Regions from separate parts of the Homo sapiens genome. Here all the other regions are linked to region 2. The links are chromatin loops, found by intact Hi-C in ENCODE. Cell type or tissue: heart left ventricle. All regions are shown on one strand.

What was found. Hi-C counts contacts between places; a loop is a spot of excess contacts. Peaks named below come from ENCODE experiments on the same cell type or tissue, not always from the same donor. Only the 100,000 strongest peaks of a DNase experiment are listed, where the experiment ranks them.
Region 1: it touches region 2 in a loop (3-fold over the local background); 5 of 110 quality-filtered maps call a loop at or near these places.
Region 3: it touches region 2 in a loop (6-fold over the local background); 6 of 110 quality-filtered maps call a loop at or near these places.

Annotation. Positions count from the first base shown.
Region 1 is chr4:151,673,958-151,676,457 of GRCh38, forward strand. The region is part of intron 11 of GATB (glutamyl-tRNA amidotransferase subunit B); the gene reads right to left. LOC107986197 (a long non-coding RNA gene) reads left to right here. Exons shown (of 2, transcript XR_001741447.3): 1 at 1-2,500. Among named protein-coding and RNA genes, the nearest start is that of GATB, 86 kb to the right of the region's middle. In heart left ventricle, no CTCF peak of the experiment used is centred here; a DNase peak (open chromatin) is centred at 963; H3K4me3 peaks cover 1,118 bases; H3K27ac peaks cover 1,768 bases.
Region 2 is chr4:152,384,829-152,387,328 of GRCh38, forward strand. The region is part of intron 4 of FBXW7 (F-box and WD repeat domain containing 7); the gene reads right to left. Among named protein-coding and RNA genes, the nearest start is that of FBXW7-AS1, 48 kb to the left of the region's middle. In heart left ventricle, a CTCF peak has its summit at 959 (motif pointing left); no DNase peak of the experiment used is centred here.
Region 3 is chr4:151,806,030-151,808,529 of GRCh38, forward strand. The region is part of intron 2 of LOC127898557 (a long non-coding RNA gene); the gene reads left to right. The region is part of intron 2 of LOC105377488 (a long non-coding RNA gene); the gene reads left to right. Among named protein-coding and RNA genes, the nearest start is that of GATB, 46 kb to the left of the region's middle. In heart left ventricle, no CTCF peak of the experiment used is centred here; a DNase peak (open chromatin) is centred at 1,322; H3K27ac peaks cover 2,353 bases.

The sequences.
Region 1 (2,500 bases), 710 kb before region 2:
CTGAGTCTCAGCAGGGCTCAAAGTCTTCCCCAGTCTGATTCAAAAACAAACCACAAATACTTATCACTGCTGGGACAGGCACTGCGCCTTCAGCCTGGTGCCTCAGAACGTGCGCTGTGACTGTGGCCAAGGAGGTGTGCTTGGCAGGTCCTGGGTAAGCTCCCTACAGGGCACCCCTCTGCCGCTGCCCGACTGCTCAGGAAAAGCCTGGCCCTACTCTTAGAAAAATACAGAATGCACGTGCCTCCAACTCAATTCAGCAGATATGTACGTGGCCTGACAATGAGGAAACCATTGGGAGAAAGGGGGCACAGAAGCGGGAAGAAACTTCCTCACTCTCAACATGCTTATCAGTGGAGTGCTGCCAGCAGAAGCACTGGGGACCTGGATGGCGTTCCATGGAGCTGCCCTGTAAGTCGGAGGAGTCCATCTGCCCCCTTTCTCTGACACGTTTATTTTTTGAACTAGGACTTAAATTTTAAAAATCATTTTCTAATAATAAAAGTTAATACACATTCACTGCAGAAAATATAAGGAAATACAGGAGAGATCAAAAGAGATCACCGGAATTCCCATTTTCTCAAGAAAACCAATGTTAATATTTTGGTGTTTTTTCTTCCCATCTTTTTCTTTCTGTTTTGTAACATACTTGGGATCATAACGTATATTCAGTTTGTGTCCTGCTTTCTTTCATTTAGCACAGAAGTACTTTCTTAATAAAAAGATCTAGCTAGTATCCATCAGATGTATTTATCATAATTTATCCCCTCCTCGTAGATATCTAGACTTTGACCAGTGTTGATTTTGTTCATCTGCACAGACTCCCAAAAAAGCTCCTAGCTGAAAACCTGGCTCAAAACAGAAACCACCTGTAAGGACTTGCTCGTGAAAAATCTACGCAGCAGTTCCCTCCAGGAAAACCAGGCGGACGAGCAGCCTGTGCCTGGAAGTAGGCGGGGCCCCTCCTGGGTCTGCGTCTGCAGACACAGACCAGGGAGCGATTTCTCAGCGCCTGTGGTAGCTGCTGCGGTGGGAAGCACACGGCAGACCCTGAGCAGGCTGGCCAGTGAGCCAGCCTCTTTCTGACGGGACCCACAGCTCGAATGTTGGCTGGATTTGCCTGGGCCAAAATAAGCGGAAGAGTGGCAGAGTGCTTGGGGATCACTTCCAATCACACCATTCAGAAGGAGAAGCAGTGCACCTCTAGGACAGATGCCTTCAAACGAAGAGGCTGGCTGCTCCCCGAGAAGGAGGGCCAGGCGGGGTGGTACCAAGCAGTGCCGCTAGAGAAACATCATTCAGCAGCCTCCTGGAACACATGGGAGCCCGGTGGCTGAAATGTCCTTTCCTCCCAGAGTTAGAATACATAATGTTAGTTAACTCCACAAATTAGTGCAGTGGCCATGACAGTCGAGGCCCCCAGTCCCCAGTCCCCTAGGCTTATACAACAGACGCCGGTTGTCCCATCCTTTGCTCAATCCTATTTAAGACGAGGATTGTGCACTCCTGGCTGGAGTCCAGGAGGGTGGGAGCCACTGGGTGGTAGTGGAGCGGCCCTGTCTCCAGGCCAGACTCTCCTGCTCCTGGCCCTCTTGACGCTCACAGAGTGGCCTCTGTGGCTGCCGAGCCCTGTGCTGCAGCATAAATCCTCAGCTTTTGTCTGTGTTTAATCCCACCCTGAGAAGTGATATCCAAGTGCAACTGTTTCCAGCCAGGAGCGCAGCTCCCAGGCCCTGCTGCTGCCTACCCAAGACAAACAGATGTAACAAGGAATTTCTAGCACAGTGCTGGTCCTCTGTGTTAATAAATGGCCGACCAGGAGTACTGGGTAATGCAAGCTGGGAACTCCCCATCACACACAGACACTGGAGCCGGCTCTGACACATGGGGCAGAGACTCGGCCTTTGGTTCCCTGAGGACTGAATTTACACACCCTCTTAGTTGCCACCCAACTGTTTCTAGCTAAAGCTATTTTTGAAGTATCCTGAAGGAAAGCACACAAGACTCTAGCCTCTCCCTGCCTGTCCTGGGTTTCCAAGGTCAGGATATGGTGGAAAGACCTGTTCAAGGGACATGGCATGGAGGGAGCTGTCACAGTTACAGAGAAGGGAGCCCCCTTTTTGGTCAAAGGCAAGTATTGTGAAAGGTTACTTTTCTAGAAAGGCACAAACATCAACCCAAGCCCCTAATAAAGCGGGGCCCAGTAAACTGTGCAGATAACTGAAGCACTAAAGAGAGAAAAAGACATCTAGTCATTTGTAATACAGCTTTGGTGCATGATATATAACATTTTGTACATTAAAAGGTTTTTGGCGATTTCTCTTTAAAGCAGACCACAAAGTAGACAAGAGATTGGTTATTATGGAACACTTGTGTGTTAAACGCGATTTCCATCTCTGCGGCACCCAATTCCAGAAACGTTAACTGGACAATCCTCAGGGGATGGTGGATCATCTGCATCTGTTTCCAGACGTGCATGAAGGATCTCCTTCGTACACCT
Region 2 (2,500 bases):
GGTAGTAGAAAAAAAGTGAGAATGATATCCAAGATACCATGTCTACAGCCCTATGAGACAACTTACTATCCTGCAGAATGAATACTAGGTTCATGCTAGTCTTAGCATCTCCTCAGATGTTCACTTTATTTTCCAACATAAGACTAATTGTTTTGTTTGTGAAACATATGTCATATTTTGTCCTTCTCTCATTAGACAATCCCTTTTGCTAAAGTAGGTCCCATGGAATATCCTTATCTCAGTTACTAACACTACCTGTTAATATTACAACAGTTTTCTGCAGTCTGAGATTATTTTCAAAAAAATTCTGTCTCAGTGATACCTTTGAAATCAATTGGATAATTAACCCCCCTGAATTTCTTTTCCTGAACTACATAGAAGATACAATTTTAACAATGTGATACTCCAATGCAGAAAAATTAGAAGAGGGTAATATATTCTACGAGTTTAACATGTTCATTTGGCATTTAGAAAAATGAATCAAAGACCTAGTTAGCCATCAGTGGTTATTCCACTGGTTAATAAAGATAATGTATTCAATATTATAAATTTTCACTTTTACATTTAAAAGCCCTCAAAGAACTCTAAAGTCACATGTATTTACATGCAGACATTTTAAAGATAAGAAAATCCCTGATCTCAATGAGTCTGATCCTAACGGGGGGAAAAAAGATTTAGAATTGAAAAGAACTTGGATTGGGAAAATTAAAACTAAAATCAACAGTTTCTAGTTTCTAAGAGACCAAAAGTTACTATGAAGTAAAGCTAGGCTTTTCATTTTCATGAAATAATTTACAATGACAACAGAAACAAAACATAAGTGAACACAATTAAGGCTGTTTGTACCTCAAATGTGGAGTTTTTTAGTGGATACCAAGTTTTGGTAAGCACAAGGGGGTAACATTCTAATTCAATTATTATTTTTTTAAATCAGTAAATAGCTGCCCTCAACTGGATAATACAGGGCATTGCAACTGTGGCAAACCAAACGCTGTAACAGAATCCTGTGTTTGTCATAATATATTTTTGGAAAAAGAAGACATTATCAATGATTGGGCAAAGTGAGTACTAATTTCCAAATATATATACTACAAGTTTCATTTTTTTGGGAGGATTCAAGTAACAGTATTTCTAATGCGATATTCCCAATCAACACGAAACACTAAAAAAACAAACCTTCAAATATAGACAAAAACCCTAATAAATGAGGGAAATCATAGACAAGGTATATAAGAACCCCAACTGTTAATACTTCAAAATGTAGCTAATTCCATGTGTTCAAGAAAAGATAAAGTCTGAGTCTCAATTCTACTCTTAAAAACATTAAAGATACTCTTTAATTACTACCCAAATTGAGACTCTTAAAAACAGACAAGCTCTTTTAAAGATGATACCACAAATAATAAGGCAGTGCAATATGATAGGTAGGAACATGGACTCCAGAACCAAACTAACTTAGTCCAAATCCTGGCTTTACCAGGTATGACCTTAATTTAATTCGTGTCTCAAGTTCACCTAGGCAGTACTCATAGGACTGTTGTGAGGATTAAAAATTAGTTGATATAAGTATACAGAGTAACGCCTCACATCTAGTAAGTGTTCGATAGTGTTAATTAAACTGTCATTATGATTACTACTACTATTAATGGAATCAAAAATCACATAGAGCTTTGTAGATTACATTTCCAATTTTAAAATCACCAGGAAATAAAGCAGATTCTAAAATCCATCTATAATAACTTTGGAAAAGAATATTTTAAAACATATTATTTGTAAGTTTCAGAAAGACTTCTATAATTCTGTCAAAATTTTTGCCAAAATATGAAGCTGTAGTATCTTAGCCATAGTGTCTTGGCATTTTAAGATTCCAGATACCACTGATCATCCAAGATGGGCTAAACATTAGGGAACTTGTAGTAAAGAAAAGGTCTTTATATAAGGTAACTTATTTTGCCCACTTATCACTCCCTGATTTTCTTTCTTCTAAAAATTTGCATCCGTAAAAACAATTATATATAAATGTGACATGTAATAAAATATCACCAATACGGTATCTGTAAAATGCATTACAAGTCCAAGCACTCCAATTCTCTTGTAACAACAATAAAAATACCATCACAGCAATTTACTCTGGATTTCCATCTTTTCTTTCATTCAGTATTATACAAAAGGCTAGAAATTTAACTGCTCCTGACCAAAGCCACAGCATATGAGCAGCACAAAGATTTTCCATTTTTCATAAATTATTCCTGAATCAGCTAAAACAAATCACTCAGAAGATGTAAATCTCCCTGCAAATTCAAATTGACTTTATACCAAGAGTTTTCAAAGTCTTACCTCAAAAACTTTCACAGGAATAATATCAACGTATGTTATTTGAATTCAGTATTATTCACTGCTTCTGTGAATTCAGGCAACAAGTGACTTACTCTGTTGTAGAAACAGAAAGTCCCACATGCTAAAAAGTATACCATTACTGAAGTGCAATAAATCAGAATCA
Region 3 (2,500 bases), 580 kb before region 2:
AGGATGGTCTCCATCTCCTGACCTCGTGATCCGCCCGCCTCGGCCTCCCAAAGTGCCGGGATTACAGGCGTGAGCCACCGCGCCCGGCCCTACACTTCTGGTTTTAAGCCGCTGAATTGTAGTACCTTGTTAAGGCAGCCCTAGGAAACCAATCAAATAACCAGTAAGAGTGAAGCTGTGCTTGCAGGAGAGGGGGGTGCACTAAATTTATGGGAAGGTAGAGTGGGATAAACAAGAATTGGTCATTCTTTCACTATGGTGTGAGGAAGGAGTGTTTTGAGAATTACTTGCTTATTTTTCTGTTTGAGCTTTAAGGTTTGGGATTTTCCACATGCTGGTGATCTTGAGATATATAATTGAGTCCCTTGAGTTGAACACCTTTCCAGAAATGATCACCCGAACTGATAACTGTTCTCATTTCTCAAGCTACCCATAGATCTACTAGAAATTAATACGCAGACCCCTGGCTTATCCATTTCTCATTTTTTTCACTAAAGCTTGATCAACTCAGGGCTCATTCGTCAGAGCACATTTCTGGATCTGTAAGATCTGGGATGAGTCAGGGGCTCACCAAGGTCATTGGGAAGCACTGCCTGCCCAGCCATCTGCCCCTCACTCTTTGACGTCTCTTTAAATTAAACACCACATCCCGTGGTAAAATTGTTCTTGCTCTATTAATAGCCAGCTTGGCTCGTGTTGCACTGAAAATCCACGGAGGAAGGGTGTCAGAGAGAAGAAAAAGGCTACAGACCCAAGGGCACATTTCTTGGTCAGATGACTCCAGTCTCTGAGGAATCCCAAGAATTCTCTGTGTAAAATGCCTGGGCCTTCTCCTCCGCTTCTCCTGTGACTTCTTTTTCTAAGATCTCATCAACCAAAGTGAACTTTCCCCTTTTCCTTCCCCAATATTTTCATGCTTGAATTTATTTTTGATCAGGAAATGCTACAAGGTTACTTTAAGAGAAGTATCCAAACCCCTTTCTGTGGACTCATGAGACATTTCTAACTTCATCCATGTCATTACTGAATTAAAATGGAAACCTTCCACTCCCAGTTGTTACTGATGCTTTCTGCAGCCGCATCTTTATAAAATTGTGATATAATTTTACAACTGATTGGCCTACAATTTTATAGGGCTGCCACAAACTCACATCTGCTCCCCGAGATGGGCCCTGGTAGCTTCCTAACTTCTCTCTGTACTATTTTCTCTAAATTTCCCATCCTGGCCCTGACCGAGTGCTCTTTCCTTCTGCTGGCTGCCACACTTGGGTCACCTCCTCACGGCTGTCACCACTCCACAGTCAGGAAGTCCCTGCCAAAGCTTCTCGGGCTATTTTTCAAATGTTTGACCTTTGCCCATTCCTGACGCACCCACTACTCACATTCTTCCTGCCTCCTCTCTCTACACCCTGATTTCTTGGCCTTTATAGTCCCCAGCTCCCTACCCTGGCCCTCATTACTGGCGGTGTGCCAGCCTTTAAATCCAGTTTCATCATCGTGCCCTGTGGTGTAAAGACAGAGAAGTGTCTCTCTGCCTAGGGACAGGAGTTCTTGGCGCCACTAAAGAGGTTGTCTTCTGGTCCCCACCCTTCCATCTTGGAAAAAGCTCCAACTCCAAGTGCTTCATAATGGTGGGGTGTGGCTTTCTTTAGAAAATCCCAGGTGATTTCTCTAAAAGACAGGTGCAAAATGCAGAGGGGATGAGGGTGGAGCTATTCCTGGACTCCTTTTTTTTTTTTTTTCTCAGAAGCTGGTTTTGGTCAGCTTTGATGTTAACCCTAGCATCTGCACAATGTCCTGCTTGCTTAGTTCTCTTCACTGGTGGTTCCCGGGGATAGGAAAAGCAGGCTGGAGAGGCCAGCACATTAGCAATGCACTGGATGTTTAGAGTTGCTCTCCTGTACCCAACCCAGGCCACCCCCTCCCCCCACTCCCCGGGTCTGTGTCCGGGGCTTTGTACAGTGTTGTTTCTCAAAGTGTGGTCTGGGGATGAGCAGCGTCAACATCATCAAGGAGCTTGTTAGAAATGCAGAATCCCAGGTGCCATCTGTGACCTCCTGAATCAGAATCTCATTTTAGCATGATCTCCAGGTAGTTCTTATGCACACATCGCAGCAGGAACAGTGGTGTTCCACGTGTGTGTGCAGCCGCCCAGGGCAGCGGGAGCCTGCCCAGTGCCCCCGGAGCAGCTGAAGGAACACCTTCAAGAATGTAGCAGGCTAAGTGCATTTAGAGGTTATCAGTGTGTCAGCGAGGCAACCTCTTTGTGGGGATCATTTAATTAATGTTAATTGCTCTTGGCCTGTTGTGTGACTCTGGCAGGATTTACGGAAAATCACCGTAATCTAAAACCCTATAAAAGAGTCATTGCTTTTAGAGGCCTTGTGACTCATGCCCGGAGACACCTTCTGATACTTGATGCATCACACAGATGTATAAATAATGCCCACATCTGCATAATCCTCAGAGGCATCAAGGCACTTCATTTTTGGTGGGGGCA